Regions from separate parts of the Homo sapiens genome. Here region 1 is linked to region 2. A link is a loop called in an ENCODE intact Hi-C map of the cell type or tissue named here. Cell type or tissue: heart right ventricle. All regions are shown on one strand. Links, peaks and the distances in the headings refer to the core of each region. The heading gives the core; the rest is flanking DNA.

Region 1 (16,375 bases), core at 4,614-9,613, 65 kb before region 2:
GCTGTGCACTTAAGTGAGTCTTTTCAAATGCCAGAGAGGTCCCCTGGGTGACCCCAGTGCTGTACCTTTGAAGCTAACACATGGCCAAAGGCTTTATTGAAATTGCTTGGCCCTCAGCAGGAGTTCCCACACCAATTTTTTTTTTTTTTTTTTGAGGCAGAGTCTCACTCTGTCGCCCAGGATGGAGTACAGTGGCATGATCTCGGCTCACTGCAACCTCCACCTCCTGGGCTCAAGTGATTCTCCTGCCTCAGCCTCCTGAGTAGCTGAGATTATAGGTGTGCACCACAACGCCTAGCAATTTTTTTGTATTTTTGGTAGAGGTGAGGCTTTGCCATGTTGGCTAGGCTGGTCTCAAATTCCTGAGCTCATGTCATCTTCCCACCTCGGCCTCCCAAAGTGCTGGGGTTACAGGTGTGAGCCACTGCGTCTGGCCCCCAGGCCCCTTCTGTCCATATCCCCAGCCACCCACTGTCACATGTGATCAAACTCTACAATCCCATCCTCTTTCCAGCAGAGTCGGGATCACTGAAGTGGCTTTCAGTGGAACTCTAGTAGATTAGTTCTAAGGTTTTACAAAATAATATAAATAAGTGCTGAATTTCTTTCTTTCTTTTTTTTTTTGAGACAGAGTCTTGCTCTGTCATCCAGAATGGAGTGCAATGGTGCAATCTCAGCTGACTGCAACCTCTGCCTCCTGGGTTCAAGCAATTCTCTTGCCTCAGCCTTCCAAGTAGCTGGGATTACAGGCACCTACCACCATGCCCGGCTAATCTTTTGTATTTTTAGTAGAGATGGGGTTTCACCATGTTGGCCAGGCTGGTCTCAAACTCCTGACCTCAGGTGATCCGCCCATCTCGGTCTCTCAAAATGCTAGGATTACAGGCGTGAGCCAGCCCTCATGGCCTGAATTTCTATCAAACAATATATGTGTAGTGGAGCCTTCTCCTTAAGATCAGAGAATTTTTCCTTCATTTTCCTTGTATTCTTGACAATGTCTGGTATGGTGCTGAGCACATGGCAGTGTTTTGAATTAAATCATTATCTTGTAACCTAACACTGAATAAGAGAGGGAAGACACAAAGGAGTGCATACTGTTAGGGCTCCACTGACACAGGATTTGAAGCCAGCACAGTTTATTTATGGTGTTACCCTGGGGGACAGGAAATGACTGCAGCGGGTAGGAGAGCTTCTGGGCTTTGTTCATGCTCTGCCTCTTGACGTGGGTGCTGGTTACAGAGGTGTGTTTACTTTGTGAAGATGCATCCAGCTCTACATTTATGATTTATGTACTTTTCTGTCTGCAGTTATACGTCAGTAAGGTTTTTATTAAAAAGTGTCATATTGTGACATGTTTGTGAACATTAATTGAGTACCAGGCCAGTATTTTTTTATTGCCAGGAGGACTTTGGGGCCATATTCAAGAGACATGAGCCTCCTTTTTGTGTTTTTTTTAATAAATTGCTTCTTCGGCCCTGTTTGCTTTCTGCTGTTTCTCCCATGGCCACCTCCTGTGTGCTGCATAAAGGATTCCCCCTGGGGATTGGGACGTTAAGACCATCAGTGTGGTCCTATTAGGCCTCCTACCTCTTCTCCTCTTCCTTAGTCCTCTAGAGCAACGCCTTCTCTGATTGTTTCTTTTAATTCACACATGTAAGAGTGAGGATGGACAGATGCTGCATTTCATTAGTTAAATAGTTCATTCATCAAAGATTAATGAGCACATGCTAGGCCTTGGGATATGGCAATGGAAAGACAGACATATGCTTTTCTTGATAAATGGGGAGACAGACAATAAAACAAGCAATTGCCATGATCAGGGAAGCACAGGGTGCCATGGGAAACCCAGGGTGGGGGATATTACTTCCGTCTTCAGCCTAAAGTAGAATTTTCTCCAGTGCAGGTTGTTTTTTCTCCTGAAGTCTCCCCTGTACCTTAATGATGATAGGACGCCCCATGAATTGCTAACCCCACTCCTGGAACTGATTCAACTCTGGAAGGCTGTAAGGTCTGACCTCCATGGATTCTCAGACTTTTACAGGACTCATTTTCTAGCTTACTATTAGCTCATCTCTTGCCTGGTGAACTCACCCATTCATATAAACCACCACCACCACAATGAAGTATTTCCATACAGTAATAAATAATAGTGATAGAATAGCTAACATTTATCAAGTTCTTTATATGTGCCAATCACTGTTCTAAGCATTTTAACCATATTAAAATGTTTTTTGAGACACAGTCTCACTTTGCCACCCAGGCTGGAGTGCAGTGGCGTGGTCATGGCTCACTGCTGCCTCGATCTTCTGAGCTCAAGTGATCCTCCCACCTCAGCCTCCCAAGTAGCTGGGAATACAGTCATGTGCCACCGTACCTGGCTAATTTCTTTTAAATTTATTTTTTGTAGAGAGGGTCTCACTATGTTGCCCAGGCTGGTCTTGCACTCTTGGGCTCAGGCCATCCTCCTGACTTGTCCTCCTAAAGTGCTAGAATTACAGGTGTGATCCACTGCACATGGCCATAACCATATTAATTTTAATTATCACAATAGCCCTATGAAATATGCATAATTATTATTTTTCATTTTGCAGAAGAAAAGTAAAACACAGAAAGCTTAAGTAACATATTCAGTGGGAGAGCTGGGAATCAAATTTACAAAATTTGGCTTCAGAGCCCACACTTTTGACGACTAGGTTGAAGATTAGCAGAAAAAAGTAGTCAAAATTTTATTTGAGCCATTGTGTTTCCCCAGATATGGCATAAAAGTGTCTATAAATACACATCTTTGTAGGTCAACTTCAGAAACCTTTCCCAATGCTTTCGATTGCTTTGCTGCCGCCATCACACTTCAGGCATTGGGTGCAGCCCAGGGCCCTCCACAGAAATTTTACACAGTAAACATGTTTGGGCTGGTTGCTTAGCAACGTGGAAGACAGTATGAATTTTTCATCAAGAAATTAGCATAGATTCTTTCAGGGAGATGAGCACATACCCGCTGGAAATACTCTTCAAAGCACTCACATGTGGACCCCTAAGCCTGTGTCCCTCAGTCTTTTTTCCAGTGACAGGTCTGACCTGTCCCATCTCCCTTCCTCCCCTAGTTCCTTCTTTGGGTACAGTTTGTAGATAATTCAGATACATGGCTCTTCTCTTCATGGAATTGATGATTCACTAGCACCTTTTGTTAATTCTAGCAGAAAACAGTGCTGCATCCTTTCCAGATTTTCAGATACTAGTCAAGTTGTGAGGAGGTACCTGGGGCACAGGAGGAGGGATAGAGAGGCCATTGGATCATGACGAAGGAAACACCTGAAAGACAAACCAGAGGGGGCCCAAGCAAAGGCAGAAGGAAGAGAAGAGACCAGCAGGAGAGGGAAGCATCAGACCCAGAAGACAAAGAGGAGAAAAAATAAGACACAACCATTCCAGGATCAAAGACCTACGAGAGCAATCCGAATATGTGGAGACAGTCCCTTTGTTGTCCACACTGACCTACAATCTCCCAATAACCAGCAGCAGTTCACCTCCCGCTTCCACCTTCTTCTTACTGTATTCAGTACTCCCAGGGCTTATTTCTTGCTAAGAAACAAAGGGAAAATCTGCTCTGAGGATGGAGGAGAATAGCTTCATAGAAGCAAGTTTTAAGAACTAAGAGATTCTATACGTATGTATCAGAATCAACACACGTGCACACAAAGGGTCCCCTATAACTAATTTGATAAGAAATAATGGAACTAATAGAGTTATAAAGGAAAACAGGTGAAAAAGGTGGGTTCCTCCCTCTTTCTTCCTTGGTTGTGTTTATTGAATAACTGTGTGCCAGGTACTGTGCTAGGAAGTGAGGATACAGTGGTAACTACCCTCTTCCCAATGACACAGTGACCCATCTTCAGCTCTCACAAAGCTTATGGTATAATGGGGCAAACCAGAGTTTATAGAAGAAGAGGGCAAATAAATGAAAATGTGTGCTGGTGGTAGGTAACCTGAACAGAAGGTTCTGTTGCTTTGTAAGTGTAAGATGAAGAGCTTTTACAAGAGTACCTTACAAGATGAAAGCTTTCCTAAAGAGTGATGGCCAAACTGCGAGCTAGAGTTGGAGAAGATCTTAACCAGGGCAAAAGGGAAGGATGTTGGGGGCTCCACACAGAGAAATGAGCCTGTGCAAAGGTCCTGTGGCAGGAGGAAGCCTAACATTTACGAGGGCCTGGGGAAAAGCCAGTGTGGCTGAAGAGTAGAGAGAAAGGGAGATCCTGGTGAACAATGAGGCTGGGGAAATAGGAAGGGGCCTGGATGAGCAGGGCATTGTAGACCATAGACAGATTTATTTATTCATGCATTCATAAATCAAACATTTATTAATGTCTCCAGGAGGGGCATTGAGCTACGTACTGATAAGGTGAAGGTTACCATTATTTTCAAAGCTTTTTTTATTCAGGTGAAATTCACATGACATTAATCACTTTAAAGTGTAGGATCAATGCCATTTAGTATATTCACATTGTTGTGCAGCCACTACCTCCACCTAGTTCTAAAACATTTTCCTCACCTCAGAAGAAAACCCCTCATCCATTAAACAGTCACTATTCCGCCCTCCTCCAATCTGTTTTTTGTCTTTATGGATTTGCCTATTCTGGACACTGCATATAAATAAAATCATATGATATGTGGTCTTTTGTGACTGGCTTCTTTCACTTAGCATCATGTTTTCAAGGTTCATCCACATCATAGAATGTATCAGTACTTTATTTTTTATGGCTGAAAAATATTCTGTTGTATGGGTACATGGCATTTTGTTTATCCATTCACCCATTGATGGACATTTGGATTGGTTCTACCTTTTGGCCATTGTGAATAGTACTGCTAAGTACATTCCTGTAGAAATATTTGAGTAACTGTTTTCAATTCTTTCAAGTATATACCTAGGAGTGAGATTGCTGGGTCATATGGTAATTCTATATTTAACATTTTGAGGAATCGCTAAACTGCTTTCCACAACAACTGCACCATTTTAATCTCCACCAGCAATGTATGACAGTTCCCATTTCTCCACCTCCTTGCTAGCAGTTGGTATTTTAATTTTTATTTATTTTATTTATTTTTTTTTTTTAAAAAGTCATCCTACTGGGTGCAAAGTAGTATCTCTTTGCGGTATTTTCTGAGCTTTTAATATCTAAAAAAAAACCCCAAATTCTCACTTTTAAAATATTCATCAGTAGCTGGCAAGTTTTTTTAAAAAAATTTTTATTATAAGTTCTGGGATACATGTGCAGAACGTGCAGGTTTGTTACATAGATATACATGTGCCATGATGGTTTGCTGCACTCATCAACCTGTCATCTACCTTGGGTATTTCTCCTAATGCTATCCCTCCCCTAGTCCCCCACCCACTGACAGGTCCCGGTGTGTAATGTTCCTCTCTCTGTGTCCATGTGTTCTCATTGTTCAACTCTCACTTATGAGTGAGAACATGTGGTGTTTGGTTTTCAGTTCCTGTGTTAGTTTGCTGAGAATGATAGTTTCCAGCTTCATCCATATCCCTGCAAAGGACATGAACTCATCCTTTTTTATGGCTACATAGTATTCCATGGTGTATATGTGCCACATATTCTTTATTCAGTCTATCATTGCTGAGCATTGGGTTGGTTCCAAGTCTTTGCTACTGTGAACAGTGCTGCAATAAACATACATGTACACGTGTCTTTATAGAAGAATGATTTACAATCCTTTGGGTATATATCCAAAAACCACAGTAGCTGGCGAGTTTTCAACAAACATTTGCTGTCTGTATTGAGCAACTATTAAAATGAGTCCACATGGGCAACCCGTAAAAACATTTCATTGTTCATGAGTCTCGTGAGAGGAATGGAGTGTGTGTGCAGTAGTCCTGGCTGCCCTGTTCTTCCAGCAAGTTTGCACCTGCTGCTCTGTCTGTCAAATATGTTATTATTGTCATCTTTCCCATTCTGTTCCCCCAAGCTTTAGCCCCTCATGGGTCCCACTAAAATTCCCCCCAATACCCAGGCCCTGCAAACCCCATCTAATTGAGGCAGTATTTAGGGTCTTTCAATATTTCCTTACCAGGCCAGTGTGATGCCTGGAGGAGCCTTGCCCCTCTCCAGGGCCAGTTGCTGCCCACACAATGAACCTTCAGGAGGAGTTCAATAAGTCCCAATTCATTAGATAAAGGGTGCTGTAATTGCCTTATGTTATAGAAAAGTCCTGGGAGATTTTTACACACTGCTTAAGAATGTTACAATGATATTTGGGGAAGTTGATTGTGGTTTTGGGGTAGACTTGGAATGCATTATAATTTTTCCCTTAAAATAATGGAGTACCAGTGCCTGCTTTCTGAAATCTGCTAATCACCATGTTTTTAGGAACAGATCAGAGTCAAATAATGAGGGGGAGTTGCATATATGAATATGAATGAAAACAAGCGTAAAGGAGAGAGGGGTCCTGTGAGAATTCTGCGAAATTGAGTCAGTCCATCTGGCATAGACCCTAGAATATTTTGACATATTTCATTGATTCCTCTCCCTATCCCCACCTCCACTCATTAAGTCCAAGACATGCTTTTTCTGTCACAGAAAGTTGAGCAGGACTTAGCACATGGCAAAGAGAAGTGAGGAGACATGTTGAATGACTGAATACATTGATGAATGGATGGGTAGACAAATGAGGAGGTAGGGATCTGTGGGGCTGCCACCTCTGCTTGTAGCCAAAATGAAAACCACAGGCACAGAGAAGCAGGGGAGGGTGCTGAGTCCACCGAAGGATCTCTATGCTTGCCTTTAGTGATATATCAAGAAATCAAGACCAGCAGGAAGCATGTGGCAACTTCACTTTTTACAGGTTTCTCTCCTTTCAGGTCTCTGTTCATCTGGCTAACGTTAGAGAGAGTTTTTTAAATCTTCACCTGCAAGGCCAATGAGGTAATACCCAGGGAGATGTTTTATTTGGAAGAGCATTATAAACCACACAGGTTGGACTCTCTGGTAAGAACAGCACGATGTAAAGGCTGTAGGTTTATTGAGGCAGGATTGCAAAGACTTTGCTTTTCAAATAGAATTAAGAAGGATGTTTTGGAAAAGATGGTGTTTGAAGATGCAGATAAGGTTGGGTAAAAGCGGTTTGGTAAGGCAACTGGAAGAGTTGATTGAAACAGCTGCAAGTGTAGAATATCTTCTGTTAGCTTTAAGCTTATTCTGCATTTCTGAATGCCCCCTGCACCCTGCTTCTCAGAGCATATCGCGGAGCATCTTAAAATACACTTTGATTTCCAGCACAGTCACTTCACATAGAGGAAAGGGGAAGCTATCAGAGAGGAATACAGTGAAGGCAGTGATGTGACATGAGGAGAAAATATTCACATGATTTGGAGGGTTTCTTTGCACATTCTTTGCAATGCATCATCTAATGATCTCGTCTCTTACTTACTAACAAATGGAGCAGATTCTTTAAGTGGCAACATGACTATCACCCTTTGCAAAACAGCCTCCATACAAAACACATAGAGACAAAGAACAGAAAGGAATGAACGTGAGGTTAGGTGCCTAGCCTAATCCCACCACATTGTAGCCTTGCATTTGATTTTTGGGTACCCATTGGAGTTAATTTTAGGTAACAATCTTTGAGACTACTCGAAAGAAAAAATTAACTCAGAATGAAAATGTTCACTTTTATAATCAAGATGCTGAGCTAAAATGGGAATCAAATGAGACTCAAAAACCTGAATTTGAATTCAGACTCCACCATCTCCTAGCCAAATCACCACAGCCATTCTGAATCCCACTTTGCTCATTCATGAAACAGGGATTCTACAAGGTTCTCTAAGGTTATATGGAAGAATGAATGAGATGACACGTATGAAAGCACCCAACGGATTCAGCACTTGCCTTTGATCAAAGGATATTTTTAAGAATCTGTTAATTATTTTCTTATTTATCCTTTACCAAAGCAATGACTTGTCTATTCACCATGCGGGAAAGAAAAAATTCATTAACAGTATTCCAGACGTGATAAATGAAACGTGTCTGTTAGAATGAAAAGGGGAACATGAACATTCCACTTCTAGGATGATTATTCATTCAATAAATATGTCTTGCATACCTGCTATGTGCAAGGCACTGAGTTAGTCCTCGGGACAGTGCAGTGACAAGGCAGAACCCATCCCTGACCTCATGTCGTTAATATTCTAGAGGGAGAGATGTTCATCACACAGTTATACACAGAATGTAGTAAGTGCTAGAAGTCATCTCCTTGTGCCTCCAGAACCCCCTAAATGCTCCCCCGTCAACCCCAAACCTACTTCTTCCCCACCCCCTGCTCCAAGCCTATCCCCATTTTCTCCCCCTCCACACCCTGGCCCCAGAAGGCCCCCACCTATCAGCTGCATTGACCAACTCCTCTGCCTTTTGGCATCAGGTGGAGTTGGCCCAAAGGAGATCTGAGGACAAGAGGAGTGTGAGGGGCCTTCATCACCCCTGCTCCCTCCCTGCTAGGTGCCTGGGGGCTGGCTACATCCTCAGCTGAAAGGCTCAGATCCTGTCAGGCCACTGTCTCCCTTCGGCACCCTGTCCTGTTTCCAGTGACCTCTCCTGCTTCTTGCCCCTTCAGGCCTAGGGATGGTAAGAGTGCCCAGCTCTCCCAGTCCCTACATACTCGCCATTCCTTGTTGCTTTCCTTAACCCTCCATACATTTGTAAATACCTGCTTTATGAAACTCTCCTCAATTACCCAGTTATAATGTGCCATCTCTTCCTGCAAAAACCCTTATTGATAGCATACTCAAACCATGTTAGCTATTATTACCAACCCTAATGATTAATAATAATAAAGGAAGAGTCTGTGAGTCAGAGGAAGTGTGCCAATGAAATTGGCAAAACTCAGGACCAACAGTGATAACACCCTCTATTTGCACAAGGTTCTATTGTTCAGAAGCCACTTTCGTTTTCCCATTTGATTCAGCATCTAGCCTGATGCTTTGTGCGTCTTGAAGCCTTTAATATCTGCTTGCCAAACAGACACACCTGCAGGTAGGAAGCTCTGGGGCTGTTATTCTCATTTCAAAAAGCCTGGAGTGAGCTGAGGAAAAATAGTTCTCATTTATAGTAATTTGGAGCCAGGTACTCTGATATCACTGACCTTCCATGATCAAATCATATTTTGGGACATTTTGTAGACTGTTTGATTGTCAGCCCATGTAACACAGAAGGAAATCTATTAGGTTTGCATCTCATTTAAAAGAAGGAACAGCTAGATCTATGGATGATACTGACTGGCTTTGAATCTGCCAAAATGTCAGCTGGTGGAAGAATGTTAGAAGCAGCACCTTAATGGCCATCCCTTGAAATCTGCTTCCTGACTAGTCATGAAATTCACACAGAAGAATCACTTTGTCGCCCAAACATGGCAGAGACTGCAGACATCCAGTGACACACAGGGGTTCTGCTTTTTTCTTTCTTTCTTTCTTTCTTGTTATACTTTAATTTCTGGGATACATGCGCAGGACATGCAGGTTTGTTACATAGGTATACACATGCCACAGTGGTTTGCTGCACCCATCAACTCATCACCTATATTAGATATTTCTCCTAATGCTATCCCTCCCCAACCACCCCACCCCTGACAGACCCTGGTGTGTGATGTTCCCCTCCCTGTGTCCATGTGTTCTCATTGTTCAACTTCCACTTATGGGTGAGAACATGCAGTGCTTGGTTTTCTGTTCTTGTGTTAGTTTGCTGAGAATGATGGTTCCCAGCTTCATCCACGTCCCTGCAAAGGACATGATCTCATTCCTTTTTTATGGCTGCATAGTATTCCATGCTGTATATGTGCCACATATTCTTTATTCAGTCTACCATTCATGGGCACTTGGGTTGATTCCAAGTCTTTGCTATTGTGAACAGTGCTGCAATAAACATACATGTGCAGGTGTCTTTTTTGGAAAGGGAAGCCTGAGAAGTTATAGTTGAAGTGTATTTTTCTTGAGGCAGCTCTCACTCTTGGATTCCTCCCTTTCCCCAGCACATGGTTCCCCCAACCTGGGTTACCCTCACTGTGTCTCTGTGTCTCCAGGTTGGTTTTCTCACCTAGTTTCCTCCACATCCGTCCATCCCTCCTGTATGAACCTGCTGGTTTCATTTACTGAAAACACTGTTTTGCTCATGTCATTCTCCTACTCACAAACTGTCAACGTTTCTCCATTGTTTATAAGATAGAATTCAAGATTTTTTTGCTTGGCATTCAAGGCCCTTTATGACCTAGCCTCACCATTCCTTTCCAACTCCATTTCTCCAACCCCAGCCTTCCTCTCCAGCTGACTCACCATGTCCTAAGCATGCTCCCCTCTGGATGCACACTGCTGCTGTCCTCCCAATTTGAGATGCCTCTCTCTCTCTCTCATTGTTAATCATCCTTGAATGCTGCATTGAAGCCCCTCGTCCAGGAAGCCTTCTCTGATCACATCAACAATGAAGAGTTCCTCCTTAGGTCTTATGTAGCCTACAGTCCAGGTATTTGGCTTTTTAAGACTGTCTTCTATTTTTATCTATCTTTTCATAAGTTTGAATCAGAAATAGCAAATGTCTTTCATCTTCCATATCAATTCCTATTAATGGATAGTAGCTTCCTGGAGCCCTAAGCTGAACAAACACCCTGTGTCTGAGCTCAGCAGGAAAGAATGCTTCGATCAATTAGCTGAATCTGCCTTGAGCACAGGGTAGGAGAATTGTAGCATAAGCACCTAGTATCTCCCCTTTATGGAATATCTCATCTCTACCATGGGATGGTAAACTCTCTGAGGGTGGGGACTTACTCCTGTGTCTCCCATGGTATGTAGGGTGGGTGAACAGGTGATTGGCAGGCAACAAGTATGTTCTGATTTCTGTTTGACAGCAATATAATGTGGAGCGGTTTGACTTAAAACCAATATATAAGGAGAATCTAGTTAAAACAGCCTCTGTCTTGGTTTTGAAATTGCACTTTATATCTCGGCTGTTTTTTCAACTTCCAGGTTAGAGATTGATGTGCTTTTCAAGTGCTGCATATAAGTGGATGGATGTCTTAGATTAGTGGTTCCCTGCACTTTTTTTCTACACTGCATCACCTCTAATGGGTGATAGTCACATGGGTTTGATGGTTTTGTAGATTTACCTCCTTTCTCTTCCATGAAGAAAAGCTTATCAAAATGCAAAAGTGTGAAAGAGGTCTTATTATAAGGATAACCTTGAATATATGTTAATCAATTTTTAAATGGGTACAAACTCAAATTTTTGTACTTTATTATTTATAATATATTGGCACAATAATGGTTATAGCAGTTGGCCTAGTTAATGGTTTCATCAATTGCCTGAACACCATAGAATCATGTAATCCTATAGCTTCTCTGAAAGAACACCCTAATTTCAATGCCAAGGAAACTGACATAAAAACAAACTTTTCAGCCTTTAATACAAAAGTGACTGTCTTGGGAAAAGAACATTAAATTAGAAACACAAATTAGAAACTAAGAAAAAAAAGTCTAAAGGATTCAAATGAACCAATATTAAACAATTGTGTTCCTATCTGACAGAAGTTTTCAATTATGCAGAGCTGAGATGCTTCTATACACAGACTCAGTTTAACAGGAAAAATGTGAGCCCCTAGTAAACCAGTACAGTGGGACAGGAGAGGGGGCAGAAGTGGAAATTTTGGAAAGCAAACTCAAATTTTGGGAGTCACAGAGACCATGCTCTGAGGTGAAACACATTGCTGACAGCCTTGTTGTGGCCACTGGAGATGGGAAAATAAGGGTAGGGTGGCTGGAGTGAAAAGGCTGTGTTCAAGTCCAGATTACTGACCTTTTAAAATACATCAGTTTATGAGTGTTGATGAGATTACAACATGGTCTTGACATTGCCTTTGTTCAGGGCACAAATGAAACACATTTCCCACACAAAGAATGTTTTGACATCTAATGATGTGACACCTGCCAGAAAAGCAAAAACAATGATTCAAACTTTTCCATTTTCAACTGTGTAGTTGTTATCCAGAGACACAACCCCAAGAAACCACAGACAGTATAGTATACAGGTTAGTAGCACTAGCTTTGGGGTGGACAAAGGTTCAAAGCCCAATGTTTTCATATATTAGCTATGTGAGCTTGGATATGTTTCAATCTCTCTGAGCCTCAGTTTCCTCCTCTGTAGTAAAAATAATTAGGTTATTTTTTATTTGTTAATATTAGGGTATATAGAATAGAGAAAATATTAGGCACTTATCTATAGTTGCGTGAAGATTAAATACAATAAAGTTTGTGTTGTGCATTGCAGAGCATCTGTTACATATGAAGTTTACAGAGGTGGTGGCCAAAGGGCTTTGTGATGTGACTGCTGAAATAATGCAGGGGCCACCTACAAGAAGGAAATCTCTAGGTAGGATCTTGCCATCTTGGGGTTTCCAGTCCCACGGAGTTTTTTGTTTGTTTGTTTGTTTGTTTTGTTTTTTTGTTTGTTTTTTTAATAATTGTTTTAAAATTTAGTTTCCGCCAGAAATGTTGGGATTGCAGCAACATTCACCCTCCTCCTCTCATTGGGTTTTAGCTGTATTGCACCTGCGGACTGACTGTACTCTGGACACAGTGCAAACTTTCCTTCTGCCATCTTGGCGGAATGCCCCTCTCCAATTTCTCTACCTGTCAGACTTCAGGGTGCCCAACCCAAAGTCAGCGTCTCTATGAAACCTCCTGCAGCTCTCCCTTCTTCCCTTCCTTCTCCTACCACCCTCCCCTTCTCCAGGTAAAGCTTGGTTTGCTTCTACAGACTCTGCCTGGTGTTTTACTGTTCTCCATCATAGTTATTACTCTAATAATCCCCCTCCTCCCCACTCCCTGCAACCAGCACACATACAGACTGTGCGTCGGGGTAGCAATCAGTGTTGGCCATGCCTTTTATCCCATAAAAGGCTCTTAATGTTGAATGATGATTGATGGAGTGAATGAGTGAATGGCTAGGCTAGGAGGGTAGAGATGGGACATCCTTCCTCCAGCCCCACTGGCTTCTCCTTATATCTACTCAAGACCTGGGAATGACAACAGACCATTGTGTCTTCCCAGGAAGGGAAGGATGGGGCCAAGCTGGAAAGCCTGTGGGCTCCACAGTCATGTGCCTGGGTTCAATTCCCAGTTCTGCATCTTATTAACCATGTGACTTCAGACTTAACCCTTCTGTGCCTCAGTTTCTTCCTCTAAGTGGGGATGACAGTAATGCCTCCTCATGAGGCTGTGAAGTTTAAATGAAACCGAATGGGTAAAATGCTCAGACTTGTATCTGATACATGGTAAAGCTGCATATGATGGGTTTTCTTTTTCTTCAAATTTTAGCTCAGGGACTTTTCCCTGACCCTCAAATTCTTAGTAGAAACAACTCCTGCGCCCCACCCCCACCCCCCACCACTCAACCGACCTCATTACCATCTGTCCCGGTCTCGACAGCACTTATTCCTAAGGGAAATAGCTTTTTGGGTCCCCTGGCTTCTTGCTGTCTACCCCACTGGAAATGTCCACTCCATAAGGACAGTGATCAGACAGTGTTGTTCGGGCAGTTGGCCATTGTTGAGAGGTTTAATCATTGTTGAATGACAAACAGCAGATAAAACGTTTGCGTTAGGGCTGGCTGGTATTCCTGTTGTGTCTCATCCTGGCCGGGTTGGGAGGGGCAGCTGCCAGCAGGGCTTACCCACCAACAAATCTCCAAGTCGGTCACATCAAGTACCGGCTGGAGGCAGTGAGTGCCCTGGGCCAACCACAAATGGGCTTTTTTAGATTTCAAAATAATCACAAGGGAAAAGGAGAATAGGAGGAGGTGAGCTACGAGGGAGGCGGATTTGAGAAAGGATTGGGGGCACAGACTCGGAACAAACAGGAGAGGAGGTGTTGGAAGGGATAACAAAAGATGGTACAAGGGTAATGTCGCCATGGAAACACTGCGCCGCCTGGACTGGAAGCCAAGCCTCCTCTTCAAGGTGGATTTCCCCTTTGCAGAGTGAACTGTGTCACCTCTCTCCCACTCCCAGAAATAACTGTGGATTTGCCTAAGGGCACATGGCTTCACAATTCTTCAAGCAGGCAAGACGTAGAGGACCCTGGTGCTGGCAGCTTCCTAGGAGATGGAGGCCTAGCAGGCAAATCAGTGTTGCCGGGGGGAGCTGAGCGGACTCTGAGACAGGAGGCCGTGCCTGTGAGCAGCTTAACATGAGAGAGGGGGTGTCTACCTCTACCCTACCTGGATGTTTGGGGCTCCCCCAAATCAGGGTGTTCCCAAGCAAGGCGTCCTTAGGCTCCACCTAGAACCCACCAAGTCAAACCTCTGGGGGGCCTGGGAATCTGAACTGTGCACTCCCCAAATGAAGCTGATGCACGTCAAAGTGTGGGAATTGGCGCTGACAGTCCCGTTTCCCTGACTGATGGGCATGAAGGGGCAGCATAGTGGGTGGTGGGACCAGGCAGCGTCCTGGGCATCCGCCTTAGGGGCACAGAAACGTGGAGGAATGGTCAAGGCTCACTAGAAATGGGAGGCGGTGGCTGAAGTGGCGGGAAGGCAGCAGGGCCTGGTGGTTCCGCAGGGGATTCTGGGGCGAGTCAGCCTGGGTCTGAATGCACCCTCTACCGCCCCCTAGCGGGCCAAGACTTTTGGCACAGAACTGAACTCTACGGACTCAGTGTCCTCGTCTGTAAAATGAAGTTGACAATATTTGTACTTCCTATAAGGTTATTATGAGGATTTAAGAAGTTTATGTTTGAACAGTGCAGGGCACAGGTAAACAAGGCCACAAGGTGGAAGAGGCTGGGACCCTAAGTTTGAAAATAAACGGCCCTTTTCAGACTGTGAGAAATCAACTTTTATTGTGTTCAGCCTTGAGGTTTAGCAGTTGGCCTTCCTTGATGAATACAAGTCTGTTAATAAGTGACTGGCTAGCCATGAAGGTTCAGTTAGTTGTCAGTATCTGCTAGGACACAATTGGTTGGGTGTGCCTTCCTCTACAGAAGGAATGGGCACAGATCAAACCTTTGGACTGGTTAAGAGCTGTGCCCCACATTTTCTCCAGGAAAATTTTCTCTGCAGTTGGAAGTGAAATTTTGATAAACTTCTAAGCTATCTTCAAAGGATAGCGAGGCTGTTCCCACTCAGCCTCTAGGAGTTGGTCCTTCTCTGGAGGCAAAATGAGCAAAATGAGGATCTCTCTCAGTTTCTTACAGCTTGATGTAATGGACTTAATGCCTGTTGTCCAGACATTAGGATGTGTGTATGTGTGTGTGTGTGTGTGTGTGTGTGTGTGTATTTGAGAGGGAGTGGAAGGATTATGGTACCAGACCTAGAAGTCATAAAATAAACAAAAGAAACTTTTCCTTGCTGGTAGTAATTTAAAACATTTTAATACTAAAACAATCATATGGAATCAAATACAAAGACTCATATGAATTTGTAAGATAGAATTGGAGATTTGGAGAAAGATCCCCAATTGCTCCTGACTGCTTCCTCTTCCCTAGAGTACGTGTCAGCTTCTGCCTCTGAGGCTATTTGGAAAGAAAGTTTGAGAAATACTGGTTTAGAGACCAGTGGATCCTAAATGTAGGTCCACAGCCAAGTTCTGGGCTGATTGTGTGCAGGAATCACTCAGCAAACTTGCTGAGCATACAGATTCTTCAACCACCCCAGAAAGCCCAATTCAGCATGTTACTCAGAGGTGCATGTGTGTACAAGTATCTATCTCTCTCTCTATTTTTATTGTGATGTAATTTGCATACAGTGAAATATACACATCCTAAGTTTACAGCTTAATGAATTTTGACAAATATGTATCCCTCAGGCTGTAACCCATACCCCTCACATGCCTCTTCCCAGTCCATTCTCCCCAAAAGCAGTCACTGTTCTGATGTCTATTACCACTGATGAGTTCCACCTGTCATAGAACTTCATCTAAATCAGGGTTTCCCAACTTCAGCCCTAATGACATTTTGGGTTGATAATTCTTTGTTGTGGGGGAATTAGGGAACGAATGTGTGCCCTCGAATTCATATGTTGGAATTCTCACCCCAAAGGCTATGATATTAGGAAGTGGGCCCTTTGAGGGGTGATCAGGTCATGAGGGTAAAGCCCTCATGATGGGATTAGTGCCCTTGAAGAAGACATGTGAGAGAGATGCTGTCTGCTCTCAACCATGTGAGGATGCAACAAAATGGCTCTCTGCAAACCGGGAAGTGGGCTTTCCCCAGATACCAGATTCACCAGCTCATTGATCTTGGACTTCCAGCCTCTAGAACTGTGAGAAATGAACATTTGTTGTCGAAGCTACCCAGTTTACGGTAAGTTTTATAGCTATCCAAACTGAGATAGGG
Region 2 (16,375 bases), core at 5,436-10,435:
CAAGCCCCAGTAAACGACTTGAAGGAAATATACCAATGTTTTAACAGTGACAACCCCTTACAGGTGGATCATCTTTGTAATTTTGCATACTTTCAAAGTTTCCCTCAATAAGCAACTATTACTGTCACGCACCTCACTCCTGACACACATATAAAGAAAAGAAATATACGAATGCCAATTCCAGTATGAGGTGACAGTGGTGGCAGCTAGCAGCATGGAGAATCTACATTCTAGAGGTCCCAGGGATGGCACCAGCTGCCCCTCATCTATATCCTGCCTTGCTCATCTGGAGAGCCTGGGAGGAGGCTGTTGCCTTCCAAGGAGGATCACTGGAGTCCAGGGAACAATCCATTCTGGCAACAGGATGCTGCAAGACCTCAGAAGGAGTAAGACCAAGGCAGATGGGAGAGCAAATGCTGGCTTTGGCTGCTTCAACCTTTTGAGAGAAGCAAGCCACAGGCTCCACCATGGAGGTGTAGAACTTGCAAGATTTACGGTGCTTAGATCCGCCAGAATTTGCATCTTGTCCTAGGTCTGTGTTCTCTGTTAGCCCCAACACATCGGTGTTCTTATCACATCGGATATAAGCATCGCTATCCCTGAGTAGTGAAGACCACAGGGTGATTTCCACGCACCCAGCCAGGATGTTATTAACAAAGGACTTAAGAGAAAGGAAAAGAGCCCCTTTTCCTTTAATTTGGAGTGAGAGAAGTCACTCCAAATTAATAATTCCCAATCTCAATTCTACAACTGTGAGTCAGTCTTTTCTCCATAGCTGAGATTTCTTCTGAATATGCAAAATATTTCCAGTCCCCAATTTAGTGAGAGTCTAGGATTTGACATCCAAAAATAATCAACCTTGCGGTTAGCACAGAATAGAAGTTGTTCCAAACTTTCCTGCTCCCAGATACAAAAGGGAAACCATTCATTCGTCTTTTTTCTCACAAGACTCACTTGAATCATAGCACTATGATTGGAGAATACTGTCTTCTCCTTTTTTTCTTCCAGTTTCTAAACAACCACCAACCTCTAAAAGCTAGAATTATTTCTCTGACACTTGACATCAAGAGAAAAAGCTAGATGAGAAATACATTCCTATCTGGGATTTATTTATTCAAAAGAGCAACTTCTAGGGTGTGTCAAAAGGTTTAGAAAGACTCAAGTCAATTTAACTTTCCATCTTCTGGTCTTTTTCTATCCATCAAGAATCAATATTTGGAAAGCTAACCTCAAGGCGTTGTATAAATCACAAAGTATTTTCAAAGGCAGATCAATGCTTATTCAGATTTTGTTGTATTTGTTGTTCTGAAACTTAGCATTTGAAATACAATGTATATGGCAACTCTTGGTGAATCACAACCCATTCCCCTGACAAGATGTTTATGTTATACCATTTAAGAGGTAAAGCTAAATGAAGCCAGCTAGGTCCCCAGACCTGTTACCTCTGATTAGATCTCCTGCTTTTAAGTGTTTTGCCTTAACACCTGCTGGCTCGACCACCCCCCAGAACCCTTCTGTCCCCATTCACAACAACCCCTTTATGAAGAACTGTGCCTGTTCCATTCATTACATGGCTGCAGAAATCAGAAGCCCTCCCCAAGGAGTGGAAGGCTACCAGGAGGGGCAAAATCTATCCACTGTGGCTGAGCAGCTCTTTGCAAGGAGGTTTGAAGAGTTACCAGGTCACTACCTCTTGAGAGAAGGCACAGAGAATGCCTGGCTGAGACTGTTCTGCAAATGCTAGTGCTTATTGAGGCATTTCAACTCCAACCCACAGAATTTGGGACCTTTGGAGCAATCAAGGGGAAGGTGGTGGTGCTGCTGATGGCGGTGGAGAGCTCTGGACTAAACCTGTCATGATGATCCTGGATTGTTTTTATTCCAACCTCCCAGCTGACCTTGGGGACTGGATAGGTAAGTACTAAGACAACAATTCTCAGACCTCACCCACTGTGTCTTATCAAGTGCATCATATTTTCTAGCTGGGTCAGCACATGACTATTGTTTCTAACGCAAAGAAAACATAACACAGGGCATCCATTTTGCTGGAGGGAATTGACTAGGCCAGGCTCAGACACTATTGCATAGTGGGTATCTTCAATACAAAGGAAGCTGCCCCAGTTAAGGAGGCAGAACTAGGAAAAGACCGACTGAGAAGAGGCTGGGCTCTGTGTTCTCACATGCATAGGTCTCCGGGCTAGGAGGGGCTTTGGGTCACACATCCACCCACCAGATGGTCACCTGGTCATGGCTAGAGGCCTCCCTCTTCCAATTCATTTCTGTCTCTCACCCAAGTTTCCTCTTCCTGTTTTAATGTGCTAGCCCAACAATCCCCACTGAAGCCAAGAAACAGAAACTGAAAATCTTTTCCATCCCAAGTTGACAAGTCCTCACTGTCCCTTTTGCTCTGACTTCCATTTCAGTTTTACAGCTTCCAATTTGGCTCCTTCCCTCCCCAGGAAGAGAGAGAGCAGCCAGCCAGTCACTGCTTCATACATTGACCTTGGGAGAGAAGGCCCTGGGAATGGTTTCACGACATCTTTGCATCTCTCGGAAATTGGGTAGTCCTCCATTTCTATGGCCATGCTTTTTGGCCAAGAACTGTGGAGGATGGCAAGTTAGAACCTTCTAGAAAGGGGATCTGTGGGCAAGACTAGGGGATTTCCTGCCTGAGAGAAGCTCTCTGAGACTGGTATTAAGCCAGGGCAATGCACAGGTGAGGAGGCTTCCTCTTGGCAGAGGAGGCAGCTTTGGTTACTTTGAGAAGCCTCAGATCTAGGTGGGCAGAGCCTTGCCAGTGCCAGACACACAGACACCTGGATTGGTGGGGAGGGTCATGCCTCCAGGTGGCCCCTAAAGTGCACTGGCACATGGACAGCCCCTGACCCTTCTAAAGCCTCCTGTCCGAAACGGTGATTGTTTTTCCAGAACTTCTCGCTTACTTTTAGGGAACAAAAGGTAAAATTGACTTAGCAACACCTCACTTTTGAGCAGAGAAATGAAATATAACTGAGTGGTTTCGTGCATGCATGCCCTTCCTTTCCTCCGAGGGCCTGGCATGGTGCTGGATACAGGGAATCTGGCAGTTTATAGAATCAGGGAAATCAAGGGGCACTTGAGCCCTTCTCACCAACCTGCTTTTCCTTAAACATCTAACCCCTGCTTTGGGGTCCTCGAGGTTTTCACAGGAAACGAAGAAAGAGAATACACACCAAAGAAAGATCCTGGACACTGGGTGTGTTCAAAGAGTGAGATTGATTTCTTTTTATTGCCATCTTAACAAAAATACTTCGGAAGGCAATCTTTGATTCCAGCATCGGAGGCCGGGCAATTCCAGGCAATAATTAAGCCATCAGGCTGTTGGACAGGAGAGTGTTCAGTTTGAGGGAAGCAGGAACCCCCAAAGAACCACAGAATGGGGAGATGGAGCCAAAGGCACAGGGACATTGCAGTCACCTTCCATTCTCCCTACGTGGGACAAAGCTTGGCTTGGGTTTACAAGCAGCGCTCCAGGAACAGCCTTGGAAGGCACTAGATGCTGCAATCCTCCCAGCTCCCACTATGGCTGGGGGCAGGATGGGAGGGTGGGGGGTTGTTGGGTGGAGGGGTTGGCTGGGGGACTTCTGCTGGGGTCAGCTTCAGGTCAGGGAAAAAAAAGGACACAGAGCTGAGGTGCACCCAGGTCAGAGCTAAGCTTGTATCTGCCACCTGCCACTTCCCTCTCTAATGCTAAGAACCCAGTTTTCTCCCCACACTCCAACATGAAACATGAAGCTAGAGGTGTATGTAGCTAGTGCGTAGGCAGCCCGAGCAAGCAGAGGCAAGGCATGCTGGAACCTGGAATGGGACATGAGCCCCACTGGGCTCTGGATTCTTTTAGAAGCCAGGGAAGAGGTTGCCCTCCACTCCTGAGATCTGGCCCTGCCTCTCCAAGCCACTGGCTATGAGCCATAGAGCCAGGGCAGGGTGGGAGAATCACCTGCTAAATGCTAGGTGCCTCCCACCTCACCCAGGACAGCTGAGGCAGAAGCAGAGATACAGGGGGCAGAGGCCTGGCAAGGGGCAGAGGCCTGGCAAGGGGCAAGACCTGCCCCCTGCCTCCTCTTCCCACTACTCCAGATCTGGCCTCTGACAGGGGAGCTGGGAAAACCGATACCCTGGCTTCCAGTCCTGGCCCTCTCACTAACTGGCTGTGTCATTTGTCTTATACAGATGATGATGATAAAAATGATCATAATAATACCTGACTTGGCTGTCTTGAGCTGACTGTCCTGAGCCCCCACTGAGACCACCCAGACTCTGCAAGGGCGAGGAAAAGCATAAAGTGCTCTCTATGAATGCAAGACAGTCTTTTCCTTCCTCCGACGTCATCCCATTCTTCTCCCCACTCCAAAAAAGGCAAGCACAGCAGCTGAGCACGCGCACAAGGGCAAGCGGAGGGCCAAGGCGGGCACCACCCCCGGGCAAGGGAGGGTAGACCCCTCCCTGAAGGACCGACTTGACCTGCCCATCAGGCCTCACCCCCTTCAAAAGAAGCAGCATCAGGGCCTGGGAGGTCACATGTGGGAGGCCGATGCAGCAGCCCCAAGGTTGGAAAGTGGGACTCCATTCGGATGCTCCCCACTGTTGCGCCCCCCTCCCTGCAAGGCCTGCCACCACGGGACACAGACCAAGAGGAGAACGATCTCCAGGCCAAGCAAGCATCAAGCAGGTGGCTTTTCTTGCATCTTCAGCATCCGCCAAAGATGAGGGTGCGGGTCTGAATACATGCTCTGTTAGACCACAGGGCAGCGACCTGCGCTCGGTGAGGAGGTAACAGCGCCCCCAGTGTCCTACAAGGGTCATCGATCCTGTTCCTGGACACGAAAGACTGGCCCCTGTTGTGAGGCCAGACATCCCTCCTCCATGACTCTTCCTCCTAGTGCAGACTAGCTGGGTTAGAAATTGTGCTTTCTCTTCCGAGACCTGGTAGTCCGTGTGGGGGCTGATGCTGGGGAAGCTGGTGGGGGCTCTGGCAGGGGGGCTTGGGCCTGGGTGGCCTGGGGAGTGGAGCCCGTAGGGTCTGCCCCTTCTGGCCCCCGCTGAGATGCCTGAACCCCATCCCGGATCTCTGTCAGCGTCTGGCACATCTGACCGACACGGCTGGTCAGCTCGGCCATGGCCTGGCCGATGACGTGCATGCTGTTGGCCATGTCCCGGTGCACGGTCACCAGCTCCTGGCAGAACTGCCGGAACACCTCGGTCTGCTGGGCATGGACGTGGAGGAGCTGCCAGTCAAGGCCCGTGGTGGGTGGGCTGGGGTGCGGCCGAGGGGTCCTGCAGGCAGCCTGGGCCTGGGGCGAGGGATGGGGCAGGGCCTCTGGCTTGGGGCCCACCGTCTCAGACTGGTCTGAGGAGGAGGATGAACGGAGCAGGGCGGGCCTGGCCAGGTGGGCCTCTTCCTCCGGAGACCGCTGCAGAGGCACCCGAAGAGGCTGCCTTGAGGGCCCAGGCGCCTCCTCATCTTCATCATCTTGGGGGACAGAAACAAAGATGGAAAAGTGGTTACAAAAGGGAGAAGGAGGGAGGCCCAGGGGTTGGCCCTGCCCCTGAAAAACACCTGAGTATCCCCCTGCCCTGCCACCCTGCGGTCTAGTTTGGCCCCCGCCCATAGAGAAATCCACGTTCCCCAAATCCCTGAGGTGCGTGGGCCCAGCATCCCTGGGGGGAAGTTCCTCTTCCTCTCAACGGAACAGCTCTATTCTAGTGGGGAAGAGCCCAGGCCAGGGGACTTGGAGACCGTGGCCCACCGGCTGCGTGCCAACCCAGCAGCTCCTGACCTCAGCAGTCAGTTCATCTCTCTGCACCTCACTTTCTGCAATGATAACGACTGCCCTGTCTACACATCGAACCGCTTGGCTACCTAATTGGGTTGTTAAGAAGAGTCATAAACAAGATGACAAACATGAAGGTGCTCTGTAACGCTGAAGGAGCGGCACCTGCCTAAAGGTACTAAGACGCTCTTGGCCCTCTGAGCACCAGACTTTCTGAGGCCACGTCTGCATTGCTTGGGGCCATCCTGTGGCCTTGCTGGAATCTGCACACTTTTTTTTCCATAAGTTATTGGGGTACAGGTGGTGTTTGGTTACATGAGGAAGTTCTTCAGTGGTGACTTGTGAGATTTTGGTGCACCCATGACCCAAGCAGTATACACTGTGCCATATGACACAAAGGCATAAGATTGATACAACGGACTTTGCGGACTTGGGGGGAAGAGTGGGAAGGGGGTGAGGGATAAAAGACTACTAATATGGAATCTGCATCTTTAAATCACTGCAGCACATGCTGACAGGCTGAAGAAACTGGCAGGACAGTGCAGAGCAGGAGAGCCACCTCTGCAACCAGCCCTGCTGTCCCCCTGTCCCCCAAGGCAGGCTTCCAGTTCAGTCACATCGTGCTCCCATCCACAGGGGCCATCGGACAGACTGCTCCTTGCAGCCGGACACAGGGAGGGGGCCCAGCCTCTGCACATGTGGGTCCTGCTTTCTGGTGACCAAGGGTATGGGCTGATCCCTGTGGCAGGATTAAATGATGTATGGGCTGACCCTACTGACAGGCAAGCCCTCCCTGCCTGGATCTGCGGACTCAACTCAGAACCACCCCCCAGGAAGGTGATGGGGAGGACAGACAGGTTTATCTTACAGTTACCTCATGCCTCCCAGGGGTCCTGGGGGCTCACTTGGGCCAGCTTGGTAAGAGTCCTGTGTCTCTTGGCAGTGTTTGGTGGGACAGCAGCCATCCCCTGAGATCCCAGAGACCTGTCTAGCATGGCCAGTGTTGGAAGGAGTGAGACCCGGCGAGGTGATGCTGCTCCTTCCCTCCCAGGTCCCCGTTCTGCCAAGCCCCTGGCCGAGTGCTGCCGCAGCTGGCCACTGCCAGGAAAAGGAGGGCTGTGAGCCTGCCATGGGGGTGAGCGGGCTCTGCCTGATGGCACACTCGGGCTCCCTGCCAGCCCAGGTTACCTTTGGTGGCCTCATTACATTCAGTCTCAGGGAGATGGAGGGGTGAGCGGAGCAGGATGCAGGGAACAGGCTTTACTGGATGCTGACCCCCCCATTTTTTCTTATCACGGGGTGGAATCCTCTTAAGACTTAGGAAAACACTGATTCACAGGAAGCCAGCAGACCCGGGTTCAAGTCCTGCTTCTGAATTGAGCTCAGGGCCACCTTGGTTTTCAGAGCTTACTTTCTGCATTGCAAGGAAGTTGAACTAAATGGTCTCCATGTTCTTTTCCAGTCCTAAACATCTGACTCTGTGAACTGCCACCTGTCAGGAGCCCCAGCCAAACAGGAAGCAAGTGGATCACAATGGCAGGGGGCCCGGGAAGGGAAGGTGCAAGTGAGTCTTTGCAAAGCACCTTCCCATGGGCTGAGCCACGGCTGCTTCCCTGGGGCCCCTCCTGCCTGGCTCCCACCACTCACGAGCCGGTCAGGCAGACGGCCTCTAGTGGGGACTGCAGCTGGCGGGGCACGGGGGAGATGTGCAGAAGTGGAAAGGAAGGGTTGCAGTCCCTGCGGAGGCCTTTAGTGCTCCCCCTTCTGCTGAGCCCCAACTAGAACTCCAGCCCCAAGGGACACCCGCCTCGGCCGCTGGGGCCCTGGCTTCAAAGTGCATGTGAGACACAGGAAGTAGAGAGGAAAGGCAGGGACAAGTACAGAGGGAGAAGAGGGGTGGGGAGCGGGTGGCGGAGCAGCCAGGAGGATGGAGAGGGAGCTGAGAGGCAGCACACAGAAAAGTGGGGGCAGGCAGCGTGGCTCAGGCAGGGGAGTAATAATAGAGGAACAAAGCAGTCAGGACCAGACACAGAAAGGAACTGATCTTTCCATGGCCCGGCCCGGGCCTTCACAGCTTGGCCGCCTCGTCTCCAGCCCCCTCCCCCGCGCTGCTACACTTGGGCTTTCCTGGCTTCTCACTGTTCCTGGAACGTGCCAAGCGCCTTCCTGATGCGGGGCCTCGTACATGCTGTTCTCTGCCTGCGCGCCTCCCCTCCCCTTCTCCGCGCCCCACGCTGCTGCCTGGCCTGGTTAACTCTTACTCTTCACATCCTAGTCCGCTGGACTTCTTCAGGGAGCCCTCCCCAGTCCCCAGTGGAGCCAGTTTTACCCACTCCTTAACTCTCAGACAGAGCTGCTACATAACCTGCAGGGTCAAATGCAAAATGAAAACGTGGGGCCCCTGGCTCAAAAACTATGAAGAATGTCCAGATGGCGACAGCAGAGCCTGAAACCCCGCGGCCCCTGTGACTGTTCAGGTTGCATGCTCATGAAGTCAGCCCTGCTCTCGGGACCTCCTGGACTCCTGTGTCCTCCATCCCTTCGTTTCCAGTTTACTCGTGCAATTATTTAACGTTGGTTTATTCCTAGGAGTCCAGGGTCTCCCCAAGAGCAGGGCCTGCGTGGGGTTTACACACAGCTGTCTTCCCAGCTCCTAGCACGGCTCTGGCACGGAGATGCTCAGTAAATATTCGAGAATGAATGCAAAAAGGGATGGAGAGGAGAAGAGTGGGAGAAGGAGGGGAGGATGGAAAGAGTGGGCTGGACAGAGAGGGACAGGAGAGAACCAGAGGGAAAGTCGGTGGGAGACTGTGGACTGTAAGCTGGGGGGCAGGCAGCCGGCTGGGTGGCGGGGGGGACTGGTGATACTCACAGCTGGTCGAAGGGCTGTCGGTGCCATCCAGTTCCGCCCTGGGGAAGCCGCGCCCTGCACGGGCCGTGAGCAGCGCCGACTTGATGGCCCTCTCGTGGGCCGTGAGCACGATGGTGGGGGCCCGGCCCCCGGCCCCAGGGCCCGACAGGGACTGCTGCATGAAGGCCAGCTTGTCCTTGGTCCTCCGTTTCATGTCATCCCATCTGTGCTTAATGTCCTTGACGGAGCGGGGCACCTGGCTGACGGAGGTGATTTTCCGGGCTATGCCTTCCCAAATCTTGTCCCTGTCAGCATGGGACAGCCGCATGGTCTCCCTCCCAAAGAGCACTGCTTCATGGTGGGTCACCTCTGTGACAAGAATGTCCAGCTCCTCCTTGGAGAACTTGGGCTTCCTCTTACGCTCAGCCAGGTGTGCCACATTCCTTGGGTTGAATATCCCACAAAGCACAATTGGGTAAATGACCGTCAATGCAGGTGGTTCTCCTTCCTAATTGCTGGCCCCCAGCTGGGGAGCCAGGAGGCACCTGGGGCAACCTGGCCCCCACCACACCCTCCTCCTACTGAGAGGTCCCTTCCACTACTCCTCGGAGGGGAGGGTGGAAAGAAGAGACGGCGTTACATGGGAGGGAGCACTGAACTCAGAGTCGAAGGCCTTGGTTTCAGGGCCTGCTTTAGCTCTTACTAGCGGTGAGAGCTAGGGCAGTTCATGTTCAACCTTTCACACCTTATTCTCCCTGTCCAGAATAACAACCACAACTCTTCGGGTTTATTACTAAGGAGGGAAACACATCATGATGTAAGGGGCTTAAAATCTCTTAAAGATAGCAGTAAAGGATCTTATTGAAATTAGGATTAGCCCATTGCCTCTATAAAGCGATATTTACCTACAGCCCTACAGCTGAATGAATGGCTCGGAAGAATACGTAACCAGGGAAACTATTTACACTGGCTACCGTTGGGTGTAGCAGTGACAATGCCATGATTAGGGTGTGGCCACAGAAAGCTTATTCTGCCTAGTGGCTCTCTTCCCCTTCCCCGTCCCGGTCAGTTCTCCAAGCCCCCACCTTTGCATATGTGCAGGCAAACAGGTTTCCTTCCCATGGGAGTGCTTTCTTCGGGGGTGGGCTGCTGTGACTTTTTGGTAGAATTTGAGAAGCCCACGACTGTCCTGAGGGAGTCAAGTTCCACTTTGGTGGACACCAGGGGGACCTGGGATTCCCTCTCAACTGAGCAGCCAGAGGCCCTGGGCAAGGGGCACAGCATGGCCCTTCCATCCCACTTGGCTCCTGCTCTGGCTTTGGAACTTGATTTCTCCACATCGTGGCTCTGTCACCCTTTTAACTAGTGATAAAAGGTGAAAAAATCCACCCAAGAGAGGACATGAGGGTATGGAGGAAAGCTCAGAGCGCATTCACTCCTTGGTTTCCTTCTGAAACCAAGAGGGGAAGGCCGGCGGCACCAACATCCTTCAGCCCTCACCTTCCTACTCAAGCACCCAAAACACCAGGGCCCAGAAGATGGGAAGAAGGCTGGGGGCCTCATTACCCAGTCCAAGATGGTGGCAGGAATATGGGACTAGACCTGGAACTAGAGACTGAGTCTCCTTGGGCCAAGCCATGGGACTCGTGTGAACCCAGTCTCCTTCTCCATAAAACTAGGGTGACAATTCTAGTGTCACTGTCCAGGGCTATCAGGAGGACTTAATGTGGGTGTCTCAATCTTGCCACTATTGGCAGTTGGGGCTAGAAAATTTTTCGTTGGGGGGAAGGGGTGTCCTGTGTAATGCAGGATTTTATCAACATCCTTGGCTTCTATCTGATAGCATCCAACCATCAAACATGTCTCCAGGCCTTGCCAAATGCCCCCAGGGGCACAAAATAGTGCTCGGTTGAGAACCACCACAGACAGATCACCTAGATGGGGCTGTCATAAAGATAAGCTCAACACGACAGTGCCCATTCGCCTCCTGGCCCACCATTAATTTTGTTAAGAAACTAACAGAGTCCATTCAATCATCCCCAAGCGGTGCCATGACAGTGCAAAGGAGAGCATCTGCAAGTCAGAAAGAGCCACACCACGGAAGCTGGACATGAAGGGAAAGGAGGATTCCCAGGATTAACAGCTTTCCCGTCACTCCAACAGCAACAGGAGGGGCGTCTCCGTGGCAACAAACTGCATCCCTAACCCAAACCTGCTCTTTGAGTGGTCATAAGATGAGAGCCCACCAGCTGTGACTACCCAGATGCCATCTTGAATCAGGACAGGCTGGGAGCAGAACAGGACAGAAACCATGCTAGCAAGGTGGCAGTAGCAGAAACCCCCAAACCCCTGCTCACCAGTGCCCATCCAGGCCCAGGAAGCCACGCTTCACCTGGTCCCTTGTGCACAAGCAGGAAGAACACCGACCTAGGATTACAGAGCCAGGAGTTCAAATCCTGATTCTGCTACCCTGACTGTATGCTCTTAAGCAAGACCTTGCCCTGCTCTCAGCTTGACCACTGTGGCATGAAGATCTGTACAGAGCAGTGGTTCTCAATGCTAGTGGCACATCAGAATCACTAGCTTTAAAAATACCAAGGCCCAAGGCCAATCCCCAGCCCAATTAAGTCACAATCTGCGGGGTGCCAGAGGATAGATAAGTTAGTTTGGATGATAGCTCCCCTTTTTTGGGGTTTTGAGAAGGCCTTGTCCCCAGGGGGAAAGATCAGAGATGGGTGAAAGAGTGGAACAGATTCGGTTCTATGGGCAAAGCTCCCGGCGCCTTAAAAGCAATAGCACAGAAAGCCTGATTCCCAAGTGGACACACGCACGGTCTCCCCTGCTTGCCTGGAGCCAGGCTGCAGCCACAGGGCAGGCAGCACAGCAGCACAGGCTTGGGGTCCAAACTGAGCAGCCGCCCAACAGCCTGACTAGACACCACAACCCAGTGTCCCCAGACACAATCCTGGCCCCTTTGAAGGCCCATGTCAACGAACCCCTCCTCTTTCATCTGGGCCTCTGCAGCACATTGTGCCTCGGTGCAAAAACTACACTGGAAAGTCACCTCTGTGGTAGGAGGTGTGAGCCCGGGAAGGGCCAGCGGGGGTGGGGCATGGGGTGTGGTGGGGCAGGGCTGGGTGATCCACCCTGGTACCCATTTCACAGTCTGACTCAAACTAGGTGCTCAGTACACAGGTGATGAACTGTAAGTGCTCAGCTGACCTGGACCCCGTGGCAGTGAGAAGAGAAGGCAGTCAGGGTGTCAAGCCACCTCCCTGGGGCCACTTTCAGGGCAGTGTCGGATCAGCTGTGTCCAAGGAGGTTGGGGGCAGTCGGTGCTATTCTCCACACTGCAAGGCAGGGGGCCCGCTGGTCTCTGGAGCCTCTGTTCTGCACCCATCAAACGGCAATGAGAACACCTTCCCTAACCCATAAGAGGGCGAACGCTAAAGTAATCTGGGAGGTGTGAACTGCTGCTCAGCCACTCTCTGATAGGAGTATAGGTGGGCAGTGGAGCCACTGGGAAGGACACAGGAGCCCTCATCACATACTCTACGCCTCAAACCTGCTTCTCCTCATTTGCTTAGAAAGTCTCCGAGTTTAAGACAGCACACTCCTTTTTAGGAAGTTGCCCTCTCTCCAAGTACAATCCCACCATCAGCCTCAAGGCCTCATGGGTCAGAAAACTGTGCAAATGCCGGCAGAGGGCCCCAGGCCCATGGTGTGGCTGTGCCCCTGACTCCAGACATCTGAGGCTTCCTTCCCCTCCCACCCAGATCCAAATCTCCAGCCAGTGCTCCTAGGTCCCAGAGAGAGGCCACCAAGCAGGCAACAAGGCATGTCAGATCTCCCACCCCTGTCCACAAACCCCACCAGGCAGAGTCCCTCGCACATGGCACAGACCATCAGCATCACGCTGGACCCATGGTTCTGGGCTCAGCTCAGCCATCCCTGGGTGACCCTGCCTGGGGCCAGTCTCCTGCCTCCTCTGGTTGGCATTTAAGAAAACTTCTGGTGCAAAATTCTGTCCCAAACACCGGAACAGGGTAAAGTTGACACTTCAAAGTACTCAAACATAGGCAGCAACACTGTCAAAAACTGAGCTGAAGACTTTGTCAGAGCCCTTTCTTCCATGGAGGCTGTTTAAACAACTGCTGGGGCTGCACTGGGACGATTCTCACACCACCCCTGCAGGAGCCTGCTCTGAGGTGTCACAGTCCTAGGTGGGGGACAGTCTCCTCCTCCTCCCTAGGAATGCTGCCAGGAGCCTGGGGCCCAGGACCTCCAGACACACTGGCAAGTGAGCAGCCCGAGCGGTCCCTGCATCCCAACGGCCTGACCACACGCCGTCCTCTAGAGCCCCCTGATGGAGGCCTAGGGGAAAAGGTGGGTCCTTCAGAGCTAGATGCATCCAAACCCTGCAAACGGCAGCCTCCAGAAGTCTCCACCACTGGAGCTCCCACAGGTCCAACACACTCCCTTGGCTCCTTTCCAGAGGCCAGGCAAGACCCCCGGGACATCAGCAGAGCAGGGCTCACCTCATCCAGTTGGCTTTGGTCTCGTCTGAGCCATCTATGGACTTATAGCGGTTGTTCTTGTCCACAATCTGGAAGAAAGAGAAAGAGTCTAGGATGGGCCATTCTAGAGGGGTTCTCATGTCCCTGGGCTCCTTCCCAACCAGGGCCCAGGGCCTGGTCCCACCTGCTCCCTCCCCCTCCCCCTGAAATGTCACCACTGCTACAGAACTGAAATGCAGGCTGGGTTCAGAATCTCTGCTACCTGCCCTCCACCCATTCCCATTCTTCTAGAGACACTGGAGATCCTATTCTCCTAGACACACAAAGCCCTTCAGAGGTGTTTTGAATTCCTGGAAGATGGGAAGCAGATGGGACCATCTCCCTCCTCTGTCTTGATGGAATACTCAGCAACATGGCTGACAAGGGGCTTTTCCACTGGCCTCGCACTGCAACTACAAAGGCTAAACCAATCCTTCTCTCCTTACAGTTTCTGTGGGAGACAGAGGCCACTGCTGGATGACTGAATATATGTGATTTGAGAGGGTTCCTCCTCTCCCCAACCTCTAAATGTTCAAGAGCCTCAGGGTTTGAAGCTGGCTGGTTTCTCTTTCATTTCATCATCACTCTTTAATCAGAGTTCAGCTGGGTATGAAATTCTAGGCTAAGTTTTATTTTCTTTCAGCACTCTGAAGACTGCTAAAAAGACTGCCATCGGCGCAAAAGCAACAGCTGTCAGTCTAATGTTGTTCTTTTGTGGATAATCTGTCTGTGGTAAATTTTAAGACTTTCCTTTTACTCTTGATTTTCTGCAGTTTTGCTATGTGGTTTTGAAGTGAAGATTTACTTTCCTGAAATTCTCCTTACTACTTGATGAACACCTTTCAACTCCAAGACTCATATCCTTTTCAATTCTGGAAAATTCTCAGTCATTAGGCTTTTGAATACAGCTTCTCGGCCATTTTCTCCATTCTCTTTCAGTACAATTTCTGTTAAACACGTATGGCAAAAAAAATTAGCTGGGTGTGGTGGCGGGCACCTGTAGTCCCAGCTACTTGGGAGGCTGAGGCAGGAGAATGGTGTGAACCCGGGAGGCGGAGCTTGCAGTGAGTCAAGATGGCACCACTGCACTCCAGCCTGGGTGACACAGCAAGACTCCATCTCAAAAAAAAAAAAAAATTATGGGAGTAGCTCAATATATCCTTCATGTCTTTTAACTACTCTTCCATATTTTTCTCTTTATTATTCTGGGCACTCTCTGGAAAAATATCTCAGAGCTCTCTTCCAGTCCACTAATTATCTCTTTGGCTGTGTCTAATCCGGGGTTTCTCCCATCTACTGAGGTTTTTCCAACTTTCTTTGTTTTTTTTTTTAATGAGTACCTTTATTTTGATGAATATTTTTCATTCCCAGAATTTTTAATTAGTTTTTTTTTCAGGTCCACCCTTTTATACATCCTGCCTCTTTCTGTTTCATAGTGACATGTTCCTTCTTTTTCCTTTCTAACAGCTTTATTGAGGCATCATTGACATATAAGGTACAACTTGATAAGTTTTGACACATGAGCTAGATCAGGGTTGGTCCCCTGAAGACTTGGTGAAGCAGAGCCTGGGAGAACTCCTGGGAGATGGGAAACAGATGGATAGTCACCATGCCTAGACTCCTACCTAACCTAGTGCCATTCATAAGCCTCCATCGTTCTCTTCAAAGCAGCAGAGAAGCCCTTTATCAATGTAAATCAGATCATGTCCCGCACCAGCTCAAAATGGCATCCACTGCACTTACAATAAAACTCATATTTATGGCCACAGCCTTCATACCCTACAGGCCTGCCCCCGAACTTACCCTGGGCCTCTCACTTCCTTTTCACTTTTCTGCAGCCTTGATGCCCTGAGGGTGAGCCTAGAGCCTCTTTTATCTACCCTTAAAAATAACAATAATCATGAAATATTTCAAGCATTCAGAAATTATAAAGAAGAATGCAGCTGACAACCCTGTGCCCATCAGCTAAAGCCAAGAAAAATTAACACGAGTTATATTTGTCTCAGGCCTCTCTCTCCTTTTGCTTCAAGAAAATGCTGAGATGCAGTGGAAGACCCTCTCTGCCTCCAACTTCTTCTCTTTCCTTTCCTCCCTCCAAGAGTAACCACCATCCTAGAGATGGTGGGAAGCCTTCCCATTTTTATGACACAAGGACTTTTCAAAGAGCAACATACAGGACTGTTTGCATGTGTGTAAAGTTTACAGAAATGGCACCCAAGTGAACATATCCTTTTTCAATTTTTTCCCACTAAGCTTTGAATATGTGGTCCCTTCTTAGCTTTTGGGTCTCAGATTATGTGAGTTTGACAGAAGAAGCCTCTCCTAGCCTTGACCCTAAAGGAAGTTCTTCCTGGCCATACCTCATCCCTGGTCTATCATGGCATTATCTCTGTTACATCATCCTGTAACTTCCCTTAAGAGCCCTAATTGCAGTGAGCATTTTGTTGATATCTATTTGTCGATTTGGTAACTGACTGCCTCCCTGGCTAGACCGTAAGCTAATGAGTGCAAAGCACGTGGCTGCCCTGATCACAATGGTGGCCCTGGTTCCTAACGCAGGGAGGGCATGGCACATGGTGGAATACTGGTTGAATGAAAGAATGATGGGAAAAAGAGCCTTTTAAGTAAAAAGCAAGTTAAAGAGAAAAAAATTGGTTAAGTGTGATGCTCACACCTGTACTCCCATCACTTTGGGAGGCTGAGGCCAGAGAATTGCTTGAGGCCAGGAGTTTGAGACAAGCCTGGGCAACATAGCGAGACCCTGTCTCTACAAAGAATTTTTTTTTTTTGAGACAGAGTCTCGCTCCATCACCCAGGCTGGAGTGCAGTGGTGCACCTCGGCTCACTGCAAGCTCCGCCTCCCAGGTTCACGCCATTCTCCTGACTCAGCCTCCCAAGTAGCTGGGACTATGGGTGCCTGCCACCATGCCTGACTAATTTTTTTTGTGTTTTTTTTTAGTAGAGACAGCGTTTCACCGTGTTAGCCAGGATGGTCTTGATCTCCTGACCTCGTGATCCGCCCACCTCGGCCTCCCAAAGTGCTGGGATTACAGGCATGAGCCACTGCGCCCAGCCTCTCTACAAAGAATTTTTTAAAAAATTAGCCAAGTGTGGTAGTGCACGCCTGTGGTCCCAGATACTCAGGAGGCTGAGGC

Evidence for each region. Peaks named below come from ENCODE experiments on the same cell type or tissue, not always from the same donor. Only the 100,000 strongest peaks of a DNase experiment are listed, where the experiment ranks them.
Region 1: a loop joins it to region 2, with 2.8 times the contacts of the local background. A loop is called at or near these places in 3 of 110 quality-filtered maps.

What each region holds. Positions count from the first base shown.
Region 1 is chr11:45,265,445-45,281,819 of GRCh38, reverse strand. The region is part of intron 1 of SYT13 (synaptotagmin 13); the gene reads left to right. Among named protein-coding and RNA genes, the nearest start is that of SYT13, 13 kb to the left of the region's middle. RefSeq lists an enhancer at 14,395-14,895. In heart right ventricle, for the core only: no CTCF peak of the experiment used is centred there; no DNase peak of the experiment used is centred there; H3K27me3 peaks cover 773 bases.
Region 2 is chr11:45,201,606-45,217,980 of GRCh38, reverse strand. It overlaps PRDM11 (PR/SET domain 11), which reads right to left. Exons shown (of 8, transcript NM_001384648.1): 5 at 13,203-13,270. Among named protein-coding and RNA genes, the nearest start is that of PRDM11, 63 kb to the right of the region's middle. RefSeq lists enhancers at 4,037-4,898, 4,899-5,761, 6,339-7,085, 7,086-7,833, 7,834-8,581. In heart right ventricle, for the core only: no CTCF peak of the experiment used is centred there; a DNase peak (open chromatin) is centred at 7,950; H3K4me3 peaks cover 1,185 bases; H3K27ac peaks cover 1,909 bases.